Regions from separate parts of the Homo sapiens genome. Here region 1 is linked to region 2. A link is a contact called in ENCODE Hi-C or POLR2A ChIA-PET data. All regions are on one chromosome and are shown on one strand. Each heading gives the region's core, a stretch centred on a gene start or an enhancer-like site at or near the end of the contact. The rest is flanking DNA. Distances are from core to core; before and after follow the strand shown. Region 1 has its middle 16 kb from the start of LINC01271. Region 2 overlaps PTPN1 (protein tyrosine phosphatase non-receptor type 1).

The links. A loop is a pair of places that touch in the nucleus more often than their neighbours do. ChIA-PET counts read pairs that join two places held with the same protein, here RNA polymerase II (POLR2A). Pooled maps may share reads with other maps.
Region 1: a loop to region 2 is called in a map with no recorded cell type, with 2.8 times the contacts of the local background. The contact joins two enhancer-like sites. A Hi-C loop is called at or near these places in 4 of 37 single-sample maps with no recorded cell type and 9 of 50 pooled maps. POLR2A ChIA-PET finds 5 or more read pairs at or near these places in 2 of 52 experiments (activated CD4-positive, alpha-beta T cell and activated naive CD4-positive, alpha-beta T cell).

What each region holds. Positions count from the first base shown.
Region 1 is chr20:50,334,622-50,340,481 of GRCh38, reverse strand. No RefSeq gene overlaps it. Among named protein-coding and RNA genes, the nearest start is that of LINC01271, 16 kb to the right of the region's middle. RefSeq lists an enhancer at 1,169-1,368. Within about 2 kb of position 1,846, at least 14 of the 41 ENCODE cell types and tissues checked have a DNase peak (open chromatin) inside an H3K27ac peak, as active enhancers do.
Region 2 is chr20:50,578,765-50,585,247 of GRCh38, reverse strand. It overlaps PTPN1 (protein tyrosine phosphatase non-receptor type 1), which reads right to left. Exons shown (of 10, transcript NM_002827.4): 7 at 5,919-6,080; 8 at 5,322-5,545; 9 at 3,788-3,983; 10 at 7-2,556. The coding sequence ends at 2,533. Among named protein-coding and RNA genes, the nearest start is that of MIR645, 3.8 kb to the left of the region's middle. Within about 2 kb of position 5,132, at least 3 of the 41 ENCODE cell types and tissues checked have a DNase peak (open chromatin) inside an H3K27ac peak, as active enhancers do.

The sequences.
Region 1 (5,860 bases), core at 597-3,096, 240 kb after region 2:
GGTGAAGAGGTAAGGCCAGGGGAGCAATTTGGAAGGGCCGGGGGTCAGAGCAGGACCCCCGGGGTCATTTAAGCAGACACCCAGATCAGGAGAGGGAAGAAGCCCTGTGGCTATCTGGAGGAAGGATGCTGAAGGCAGCGGAAACAGTGTGTGCAAAAGCCCCGAGGTAGGCGTGTGCTTAGCATGTTGGAGGAACAAAGAGGAGCCCAGTGTGGCAGGGGTAGAGGGAACCAGAGAGAGTGAGTAAGAGGAGATGGGCCAGGCGCGGTGACTCACACCTGTAATCCCAAGCACTTTGGAAGGCCAAGGTGGGCAGATCACTTGAGCTCAGGAGTTCGAGACCAGCCTGGGCAACATGGCAAAACCCCATCTCTACTACAAAAAATACAAAAATTAGCTGGCCGTGGAGGCATGTGTCTGTAGTCCTACCTATCTGGGAGGCTGAGGTGAGAGGATGACTTGAGCCCAGGAGGTTGAGGCTGTAGTGAGATGTGTTGGCACCACTGCACTCCAGCCTGGGTGACAAAGTGAGACCCTGTCTTAAAAAAAAAAAAAAAAAAAGAGACAGAGAGAGAGAGATGAGGTTATAAGGGAAGCATGGGAAAGATCTTGTAGGGCCTGGTAGGCCACAGAGATCTTTGACTTTCTGCCAAGTGAGGTGGGAGCCGTGGGAGGGTTTTGAGCACAGGAAGGTCATGTCCTGACCTCCTATACTCATCCTCATCTTAAAGGTGAGGAAACTGAGTCTCAGAGAGGTGAAGTTACCCACCCAAGGTCACACAGCCAGCAAGTGGCAGAGCTGGAGTTTGCCCCCACATCCCTGTGGCTCCCAAAGCCAGCCTCTTCCCATCCCATCAGCTGCCTCTGTGTCTGGCGTGAGTCAGGAGGCTGGATTGCTGGGAGGGGGAGAGCTTTTTAGAGCTGCTTTTTGGAGCCTCCTGGCTCTGCCTGGCACATCCCCTCCTTCCCCACCCATGCCTTCTCCCTTGCCCTCAGCCACCCCCAGCTGCCTGCGGTGAGTGCCTAACATTTAAGGCTATCCCCTCCCAAGTGCAGATTGGATTTTTTTCTTTCCATAAGTCCCCATTATGCCCCAGTAGACTGGATTTTGGGCAATAGAAAAAACGAGCCTAAAGAACTCCAGCGCTAATTGGGGGTGACAGGCAGGGGCTCGGGGCCTCTGGAGCAGCCTGGCTCTGTCTCTAATTTGCAGAGTGGCCAGGGTAAGTCCCTGGCTTCCAAAGTCATGCTTGTTTGAAGGACAATCACTTTCTTTTTCTTGTAAAAGGAAGATAAATTGTCAGCCTGTCGGTTTCATTATGAGCTCGTCCGCTGTCTTTCCAGTAACTGAGGGCGAGAGGCTGAGCCGCTGCCCAGAGGCTGCCTGTGAGGCCTTGGGGGCTGTGGTTGATGCCACCTGGCCTCCTTCGCATCACCTCCCTCTCAACACCCCTCCCACCCCCTCCAATAATTGTGGTATTTGGTTTTCCCTCAACACCAAATGTGAAACTCTCCTGGAGGGAGTGCAAAAGGAAGTCTGTGAATCTCTGAACTGTGGTTGAATGAAGGTATTCTTAGGCGCCTGCTTGCAAGGATGGTGAACTTCTGGTGCTAAAAGCAGAATTGCTTTTCAGTAAATGTTATTACTCAAAAGGAAGTTGTTACCACCACAGCCACCTCGAGCCTCTTCCAACTGCCACTCTGTCTGCCAGGCCAAGTGGGGAAAGGGTCTCTCAGTGGCTCCCAATGACCCCATCCAGCCCCCAGGGGAAGGTCTTGCTATCTCAGCTGACCCTGGAGGCCTGAAGCTGAAGTGCAAACAACCACAGTCTGCCTAGGCAGAGTATCTCAAGGTAGGGGCTGTTTGCTGACTCAGCATTTAAAAGTCCCAAAGCTTGAGTGATCTTGGCTGAGCTGGGCTGGAGCTACAGGTGGGGTTGGGGGCACACAAGAAAGCTGCCCGTTGGCTGCAAGGTTGGCTGTTTTTTGAGAGCTGTTGTCCATCTTGGCAATGCACCTTGCCTAACCCCTATTTCCTCTTCTCTAAAATGGAAAGGTGATCATACCTCAATGGAAAGAGCTAGCATATTGATTACTCTAGTAGATACTTAATAAGTGGTGAGGTTATTATCAACAGTGAAAATGATTCTGGATTTAAATCAGACAGACCAGGGCTCAGATCTCAGCTCTGCCACCTACTAGTTGCACAACCTTGGACAAGTCCATTCCCCTCACCAAGTCTCGGTTTTCTCTGGATCACGCAGGAGTGATTATAGCACCTACTGCTCAAAGTTGTTGGGAGAATTCCGTGAGCTGCAGCACGTAAGTCACAAGGCACACAATAGGTATGCAGTAGGCATGGGTTCCACTCCTGCTCCATTTTGCCTTACAGAGGATCACCCCCCAGGCTGTGTCCCCACCTGAGCAGTCCCAACCACAGGCTCCAGGTGGAGAGACACCCATGAAAGTTTGCACCCACCGGGGTCCAGAGGGCAGACAAGAAGCGACCAGGCCAAACTCAGGGGAGTGGAATGGACCACTCAGCAGACACTTCCCTGCAAGAAAGAAGTCAAAACAAACCCCCTGGCTGGTGAGACATGATCCCAATCTAGAGCTCTCAGAGGATGCTCTCGGGTCCAATCCTCTGCCTGCCTCTACCTGTAGCCTTTTCTACAGCCCGGAAAAGTGGCAATTTCATTTACTGGGCAGCCACTGCAAGTGAGCATTGTGCTCTGCATGTCTCATGAATCACGTCATCGTGTCCCCCCAGCAACCCCACGAGACAGTTCCTCTCATTGCTCAGCACCTGCAGGTGTGGAAACTGAGGCCCAAGGAGGTGAAGGGACTGGTAGCTGAGATTTGAACCCAGCCCATCCCATTGTCAAGTCACACACATAATCACCGCACTACTTCCGTTATCTGAGAACAGTGTGTCTGTGTTACCAAAGATATAATTATATTTAGTAGTGTCTGGGTATAGAAAATTGTATAATATATTCTTTTTAAAATGTATTCTTTTGAGATTATTATAGATTTACATGCAGTTGTAAGAAATAAACAGAGAGAGTCCATATACCCTTTCCAGTTTCCCCCAATGTTAACAGTCACAATAAAGATATTGACAGTGATATAGTCAAGATACAGACATTTCTATCACCACGAGGATCCCTCATTGCCCTTGTATAACCAAACCCATCTCCCACCCCCAACCCTGCCCCCGAGCCATGGCAACCACTAATCTGTTCTCCATTTCTATAATTGTGTGGTTTCAAGAATGTTACATAAATGGAATCATATAGTTTATGTAACCTTTGAGGACTGGTTTTTTTCACTCAGCATAATTCTCTGAAGATTTATTCAAATTGTGTGTTATCAATATTTTATTCCTTTGTATTGCAAGTAGCAGTCCATAGTATGGATATAACACAGCTTTTTTTAGTTAAAAAAAACCATAGACAGGCTTCCGGGTGGTTTACCAGTTTTTGCCTATTATGAAGAGAGCTGCTATGAAGATTTGAGCATAAGTTTTTGCACAAACATAAGTTTTCATTTTTATGTCCAGGATTGCAACTGCCAAGTCATAAGGCAGTTTTTAAAAAACTGTTTTCCAGAATACGGTACCGTTTTACATTCCCATCAGGAATGTATGAGTGTTCTAGTGTCTCCATTCCTCACCAGTGATTGAATGCGAAAGTTCCCATCGTTTTTTATTTTGGTCATTCTGATAGGTGTGTAGCAATATCCGATTGTGGCCTTAATTTGCATTTCCCTAATGGCTAATGATGTTGAACATTTTTTCATGTGTTTATTTCCATCTGCATGTTCTTTTCAGTGAAATATTTGTTTGTGTCTTTTGCTCATTTTCTATTTGGATTTTTTTAACTGCTGACTTTTGAGAGTTCTCGAGAATTCCGTCAAGTTTTAAGAATTCTAGGTACTAGTTCTTTGTCAGATATGCAGTTTGCAAATATATTCTCCTAATCTGTAGCTTGTCTTTTCCTCCTCTTAATTGGGCCTCTCATGGGTTAAAAGTTTTCAACTTTGATGAGGTCCGATTTATCAATTTTTTTCCTTTTATGAATTGTGCTTTTGGTTTTCACATCTAGTAATTCTTTGCCTAGCCTTAGATTCTGAAGACTGATTTTCTCCTGCTTTTTTCTAAATGTTTTATAGCTTTATGTTTTATCTTTAAGTCTATGATCCATTTTGAGTGAAGTTTTGTATAACGTGTGAGGTTTAGGTCAATGTGCTTTGTTTCTTGCGTGTGGATGTCAAATTGCCCCAGCACGATCTGTTGAAAAGGCTTTTTATCTTCCATTGAACTGCTTTTGCATCTTTGTCAAAAATCTTTTGGGCACATTTGTGCGTGTCTATTCTTGGGTTCTCTACTCTGTTCCACTGTTGCATGCATCTGTCCCTCTGCCAACCAGACTGTCTTGATTACCACAGCTGAACAGTAAACCTTAGCATTGCATCAAATGAGCCCTCCCACCTATAGAAAATTGTATATTGTATTTTAATTCATTGAGAAGTGAGGTGGCAAATCTCTGTCCTTCAACTTATTTATTTAAAGAGAGAATAATATTTTCCACGGAGGTAGGGTGGCCGAGCGGTCTAAGGCACTGTATTAAGACTCCAGTCTCTTCAGAGGCATGGGTTTGAATCCCACTGCTGCCAACTTACTGGCCAGGTGTGGTGGCTCACGTCTGTAATCCCAGCACTTTGGAAGGCCAGGGTGGGTGGATCACTTGAGGTCAGGAGTTTGAGACTAGCCTGGCCAACATGGCGAAACTTCGTCTCTACTAAAAACACAAAAATTAACTGGTGGTGCACCTCTGTAATCCCAGCTACTGAGGAGCCTGAGGCAGGGGGAAGTGCTTAAACCAGGAGGCTGAGGTTGCAGTGAGCTGAGATGGTACTATCTGCATGCCAGCCTGGGAGTCAGAGCAAGATTCTGTCTCAAAAAATAAATAAATAAAGTAAAATAAAATAAAAATAAAAAGAGAATACTGAGACAGAGATGACCAAGGATCCACCAAAGACTCATACTCCTCCTCCTAAGTGTTGTAGGTAAGCAGTCACCCACCCAGGAGACTACATTTCCCAACTGCCTTTGCATCTAGGTGGAACCATGTGATAAATTCTATCCAGTGAAATGTGAGGGGAACTGATGTGTACGTCATTCTCGGCTGAGCTGGTTGAGCATGGGTTTCTCCTCTATCACCTCTTCTGGCAGCTGGCTGGATGTTGATCCTCAGGGAGACCTTGGAAGCTACCTGTTGCAGATGACTGAGCCCCCATCTGTCAGATTCCTGAGTGACTGACTGCATGAAGCAGAGCTCCTCCTCCTCATTGACCATCCTAACAATAAGAAATGTCTGCATTTACAAATGAAATGTTGTAATACTATGAAATTTTAAGAATTGAAATAAAAAATACAACTTATAAAATGTCCATCCATGTACAACTTAAAACCTCTTCATATACCCCTGGCATATTTATGGTCTGGGAAATATACATATGTGTGTGTGTGTGTGTGTGTGTGTGTATATATATATATATACACACACACACACACATATACATATTTTGTTTGTTTGTTTGTTTTTTGAGACAAGGTCTTGCTCTGTTGCCCAGGCTGGAGTGTAGTGACATGATCTCGGTTCACTGAAACTTTTGCCTCCCAGGTTCAAATGATTCCTGTGCCTCAGCCTCCCAAGTAGCTAGGATTACAGGCATGCGCCAACACGCCTGGCTAAGTTTTGCATTTTTAGTAGAGACAGGGTTTCCCCATGTTGGCCAGGCTTCTCTCAAACTCCTGGCCTCAAATGATCCTCCCACCTCGGCCTCCCAAAGTGCT
Region 2 (6,483 bases), core at 3,883-6,382:
AATCACTTTGGGGGGAATTTACATTGTTTAATTTTGTACACAAATGAAAAACTATACTAATCTGTCTTATTTCTAAGTCAATTCTATATCAAGTGGACTTTACGTACTGAGATGTGGTAACCATTGTGTCTTACAGGTAATTGGGTAAGGGATATGGTTTTGAGATTACAACTCAAAACACTGTTCTTCAAACAACACTGGTAAGTTTGTTAAGTTATCTGAGGGCCCTACACAGGCAAAGCGTCAATTTGGGAAGGAAATGGGCTGAGGCCTAAGGTGTTCAACAAGCTCACAGTCAAGGAAAGCGCTCCAGCCTGAGGGTGCTGGCAATGCAGGGATGCTGAGGTTAATTCTTAGAAGTGGAAAACTCTAACCCCAGCTGATTGACAACATCTGTTTCACATCAGCAGGGATAGAAAGAAACAGGAGTTACTCATCCTGGTTTAGCTCTATTAAGCAAAGAAAAAAATGGGAAGCACCCCAAATTCATGTTCTTTAGAAAAAAATTTTATTGTTGCAGCTAAAATGCAAACCCATCATGAATATGGCAAGTTGGAAAACTGTACAGTCTGACAGTTCTGTGAGGTCACAGAAGACCCTGAGACACTCCCCCCCACCCACCCGGTCATGCAGCCACGTATCCACACACACCTGAAAAGGTATTATACCAAAACACCTTGCTTTTTTTGTTTTTATTTTTGTAAAAATGGTTTATTCCATGGCCATTGTAAAAAATAATGACCTGATGAGTAAATATTGGCTTAAGGCATATAGCAGAGCAGCTCGCTACCTCTCTAACATAATGTGTAACAAGGTGGAGAGCCAGCTGCTCTCCAAGGATAGGAGGTTAAACCAGTACGTCCATTTTGAAATGCTACTATATATACACACCCAAACTACTACATACATATACAGGACTTAAAAACAACAAGCCCAGCTCAGAATGCTTACAGCCTGGCACCTAAGCCTTATCCACACCTCACCATAGCTCTGCAGGGTGACACCTCGAATGTTCCCACCACAGAATTTCTCTGTACTGGCTTCTACCACGAGAAAGGCAAAATGTGAAAATGCTGGCAAGAGAGTAGCTCGGGAGCTACAGCTGCCGTGTTTTTCATGTTAAAAAGCCACTTAATGTGGAGGTCTTCAGTTCCCTTTGCAGGAAGAGTCGTGAGCACCATCAGGCCCCACAGGGTTTGAGGGTGGGGCAGACGCGCCTCTCTCGGCAAGGTGAACCGGGACAGAGACGGCGGCAGGCTGCCTAAAGGACCGTCACCCAGGCTGTTTCAAGAAGTGTGGTTTCCAGCAGGTGCCTCTCTTCCAAATCACGGTCTGCTCAAGAAGAGTGTTGACTTGGAATGGCGGAGGCTGATCCCAAAGGTGGGGGGCGGGGGGTGTCCCTGCTTCCCTAAATCATGTCCAGAGCGTGAGGTGTGAATATGGCTTCCCATACCCTTGGAATGTCTGAGTTACAGCAAGACCCTGCTGTACCAGGACAGGCTGGGCCTCACCAGGAAGTCACTAGAGTGTCATGCCAGGAATTAGGCAAATGCCTATTCCTGGAAAACTGCACCCTATTGCTGAGCGACAATGACTTCAGCAACAGGCTTAGGAACCACAGCCATGTAATGATCAGGTCATGCACAGGCAGGTTGGACTTGGACATGGGGCACATTAGTAAGCAGAGATCAAAGTTTCTCATTTCAAGCACATATTTTTCATCAGGACACAAGAAGACCTTACATGCATTCTAATACACACGGGGGAGCAGTGATTGAGAACTAGATCTAGCAGATAACAGGGAGGAGAATAAGCGGGACAAAGTAATCTCACATCATGTTTCTTATTAAATACCCACGTGTTCATTATATATTATAGCATTGTTCTATCTTCTCACGTTACCCACAATATCACTAAATAACAACTGCTTACAACCGTCCTCCTTCCCAGTACTGGTCTGACGCAGCAGGCCCATGGCAAAGCCTTCCATTCCCAGTACTACCTGAGGATTTATTATTGTACTTTTTGATAAAGCCCTTGATGCAAGGCTGACATCAAAAAATTTTAATACATTATTGGTTCAAGAAAATGCTAGTGCACTATGGATGCCTTTGGGGAAAAAATTGTTTAAATAAATATGGAGTGGAGAGTTGCTCCCTGCAGATTCAAGGGGGGGGCTGTTGGCGTGCCGCCCGCCTGGGATGCTCCAGGAGGGAGCCCTGGGTGGGGCGAGCCCCAAGACGGGTGTAGGCCCCTTCCCTCTGCGCCGCCAGCATGGTACTCTCTTTCACTCTCCTCAAAAAATGGCTTGTGGATTTGGTACTCAAAGTGGAAGGGGCAAAAAGTAAAAGGATGAGGGGTGAGACACACATCCGGGGAAGATGGGTTTTAGTGCAGAACCAACGTCCGTCCGGGGCCCGGCTCTCTACGCGGTCCGGCGGCCCTTACCTACCGCGGCATGCCTGCTAGTCGGGCGTGGGCTCTGCGGGCAGAGGCGGACAGTGGGTGGAGGTGGAGTGGAGGAGGGTCAGGCTATGTGTTGCTGTTGAACAGGAACTGGAATGAAACCAAACAGTTCAGATGAGCCCAGACCCGCACCTGCAGAGCTGTCGCCTCATGCATGACCCCGGCCACACCCCCCGGCAACTTCAACCTCCGAGGGAGCAAAGGGGGTTTTGGTTTTATTTTTTACAGTAGCCCCCTCTCCCCAAAAATCATCCCCAAGGAAAAAATTGTTTGCATTTTGCAAAACCATCTGATGTACTCAGATGCCACCTGGAAAGAGGTAAAATATTTAAAACCACGAAAAAGTCTTAGGAGGTCATTTCCATGGCCAGAGCTCTGAGGCTAGTCCTCTCTCTTCCCCTTACTTAACAGCAACACACGTCTAACGTGTGAATTTCTGCTGAAATGGCACTTCTCCCAATGAGGTGGAGCCCACTTCTCTGAATTAACAGCGGGTTGACATGCCAATGGCCACCCTGTGGTGACCTCTGACCCCCAGGCAGAGGCCTCGAGGACACCCATTTATGGGGATGGGGTGATGAGGGCTGGTACATGAGCAAGATGGCTGTCACAGGAGGGAGCAATGGAGAAAGGACAATGGAAACCCAGCGGGGACACCCTGAGCAGAAGCAGAGGCAGGTTCTGTTTTTCTAGACGGCCTTTTGTTGCTGTTCTTCTTATAGTGGGAAAGCTCAAAGACCCTGTCCTGGCTCAGTGTGCACACAGCTGAGGGGGGCTTGAGCGCAACAGCGTCCTAACCCTCTTCTCCAAGGGAGTTTACATTCGTAAAAGTTTGGGATTCCTTCCCTGGGAAATCAAATATAAATTATATGGCTGATTACATCACCTAAGGGTATGAGAAAGTTTCATAAGTGCCTACTTTGTTTTTTTTTGTTCCAGAAATAACAAAAAGCTGCTTTTTATAAAGGTTAAAAACAACAATGTGTTGTAACTCTATTTTTTTCCAAAAACAAAGGAATAAAAAAAAAAAGAGAGAGAGAAACAGACGTATTTGGCATTTTCTCTACTTACTCCTGAATAGGTTAAGGCCCTGAGATTAGACTCTTATATTCTTGGGACCAGAGGGCTCCTTAAAACCCCAGTGCATCGATCCTTAATTCTCTTGTTAGCCCTTCCACAGTTCCAGACTTTAAAAACCTTTGATCTGTTTCTTCTGAGACTGGCTCAGATGCACCACAGAACTGAATCCTACCATCGGGCTAGCGGCCAGTGCTCTCTGCACACGAGCATCTCGCCAGCGCGTCTGTCAGTGGAAACATACCCTGTAGCAGAGGTAAGCGCCGGCCGTGAGGACCGTAGCCACGCACATGTTGACCAGGAAGGGCTTCCAGTAACTCAGTGCATGGTCCTCGTCCTTCTCGGGCAGTGACGGCTCCCCTTTGGCTGGGGAGGCAGCCTGGGCACCTCGAAGACTTCCCCCCACGACCCGACTTCTAACTTCAGTGTCTTGACTCATGCTGAGGAATCAGAGGGCAGAGATGGGTTACTCACTTTGGAGAAAATGAATGGCAAGGATGCTGCTATTGTGGCAGGAATTCTAGGAAAAAACAAGCCACGTGTAGACAGAGTTGGATGATGTTAACCTTCCAGCGAGCCAGCCCCCTCTGCTTGGAGGGAGGGCCAGGCCAGGGCCCACATCAGCCTGAAGTCCACTTGTCACCCCCTCCCCCAGGTACTTCAGATAGCACCCACACCCAGGGTAGGGTTCACAAGGTGCCTGGGCGACTGGTCACTGTGAGGATTTATCTGGCTGGAGGACTCACTGGTGTACACACTACTGTATGATTTGCCTTCTCATGTACTGCAATTGCAATGTCTGGCCACATCAGTACACCCAGATCTCATTCTTTAAGAGCTACAGAATATCCCAACACCGGGAGAGAACATAATTGATCAGGTCCCTGGTTATATCATTGGCCTGTCTCTAATTTTTCACTACTACAAACAATGCCACAACAAACACAACTACCTATACACATCTTTACACGCTTGTTTTGAGAGTTGCTGCAAAGTAAATTTCTCCATGTATACAACTGCTGGGTCAAGTATGCACACGTCTTAAAACTTCCCTCCAGAAAGCAGGTACCAAGGGCACAGCCGGCAGTCATCTCCAGCTGGAACTAACACCTGCTCATTCTGCAAACTTTCCGTGCACGGCCACCTACTGCAAGCAGCCTTCCCTGACCACCTCAGCGGACACCTCTATCACATCACTGTCCATGGGCCCCCACCAAAATATGCTTTGGGTCTGCCTTTTTCCCAGCAAGATGGTCTAGAACACAGACCAGGGGACATGTTCTAGTTAACTCAGTACACCACACATATCAATAGGTACTCAATAATGGTTGTTAACCTGCAAGGAAGTAAAATGGGATTTAATCAAGACCACATAAAAAAGGTTACATTCCCCAAAGGACCACTGTGGGGACTGAGGGCACTCAAGCCTGGACATCACATTTCAGGACTGTCCGGAAACCTGGGGGAGGGCGCTGTCGTCAGGGGGGGCAGAAAAACCCTACTCGGTGGCTCCGAGCCCCTCATTCCAACAAGCACCACAAGGTGGCACTAGAAGCCCACAGAAGTGGCTCATGTCCTGCGGCCACCCTGTGCCCAATACCGGACCTCCAGCAGCCAGGAGTGGAGTGGCTGTGGTCCACGCGCCCTGTTCCCCAAGGATGCGGAAGCGCTGCTTGCCAACAGGAGGCTGCATCCACAGGGTTTCAGTACCAGCGTGTGTTTCTAGAACAGAAAGTCATTTCCCCTCACCCCAACAAGCTGGGACCCAATCATATTACCTTTCGATGCCGTAGGGTGCGGCATTTAAGGGGCTTCCTTTTTCTTCCTTGATGGGGCAGTCTTTATCCTCCTGGGTCTCTTCCTTCACCCACTGGTGATTTGGGAAGAACTCCCTGCATTTCCCATTGTGTGGCTCCAGGATTCGTTTGGGTGGCCGGGGAGGTGGGGGGATATGCTCGGGTGGGGGCTCCAGGTCCTCGTGGGAAAGCTCCTTCCACTGATCCTTGAAAGAGCAGCAAGAGGAAGTCCTATTAGTGTTCACTTCGGCTGGTTTGTCAGGAAATCCCTTTGCATGAGCAGAGGTGACGGCTTGGCGAGGGGCTCTCGGCCTCTCAGGGCTGCAGCCATGTACTTGGAAGATGAAATCTTTTGAAAATAAAGTCTCGTCTTCCTATCAATGCTCTCTATGTGAGCACTTCAAAGGCACAAAGTGCAACATGGTGAACATTTTGACAACTTTCTAGCTATTTTAAACATGAAGGGTAGCTATTTCCCCTGACACCAGACGGTGTTTGAACTTTTACAACTGACAGCCTCCTTCAAAGACAAAAAAGTTAAAATGGTCACACCTGGATTCAAACAAAGGCAATGCTGACCTGCACGGAAGAGTCCCCCATGATGAATTTGGCACCTTCGATCACAGCCAGGTAGGAGAAGCGCAGCTGGTCGGCTGTCTGGATCAGCCCCATCCGAAACTTCCTCATTTCTAACAGCACTTTCTTGATATCAACGGAAGAAGGGTCTTTCCTCTTGTCCATCTGAAAGCCAGAGAGGAGATATAAGTCAGCCAGGTCCAATTCTCAAGGGCAACGTTAATAACACCGTTAGATGTCTGTCCCCTCCCAATCTCATGCTGAAATGTGATCCCTAGTGTTGGAGGTGGGGCTGGGTGGGAGGTGTCTGGGTCAGGGGGACAGGTCCCTCATGAAAGGCTTGGTGCCCTCCCTGAGGCAATGCATTCACAAGAGAGCTGGTTAAGAGTCTGGGACCTCCCCCATCTCTTGCTCCTGCTCCCCTTCACCTTCCACCATGACTGGAAGCTCCCTGAGGCCTCCCCAGGAGCCGAGCAGATGCTGGTGCCATGCTTGTACAGCCTGCAGAACCGGGAGCCAGTTAAACCTCTTTTCTTTACAAATTACCGAGTCTCAGGTACGCCTTTAT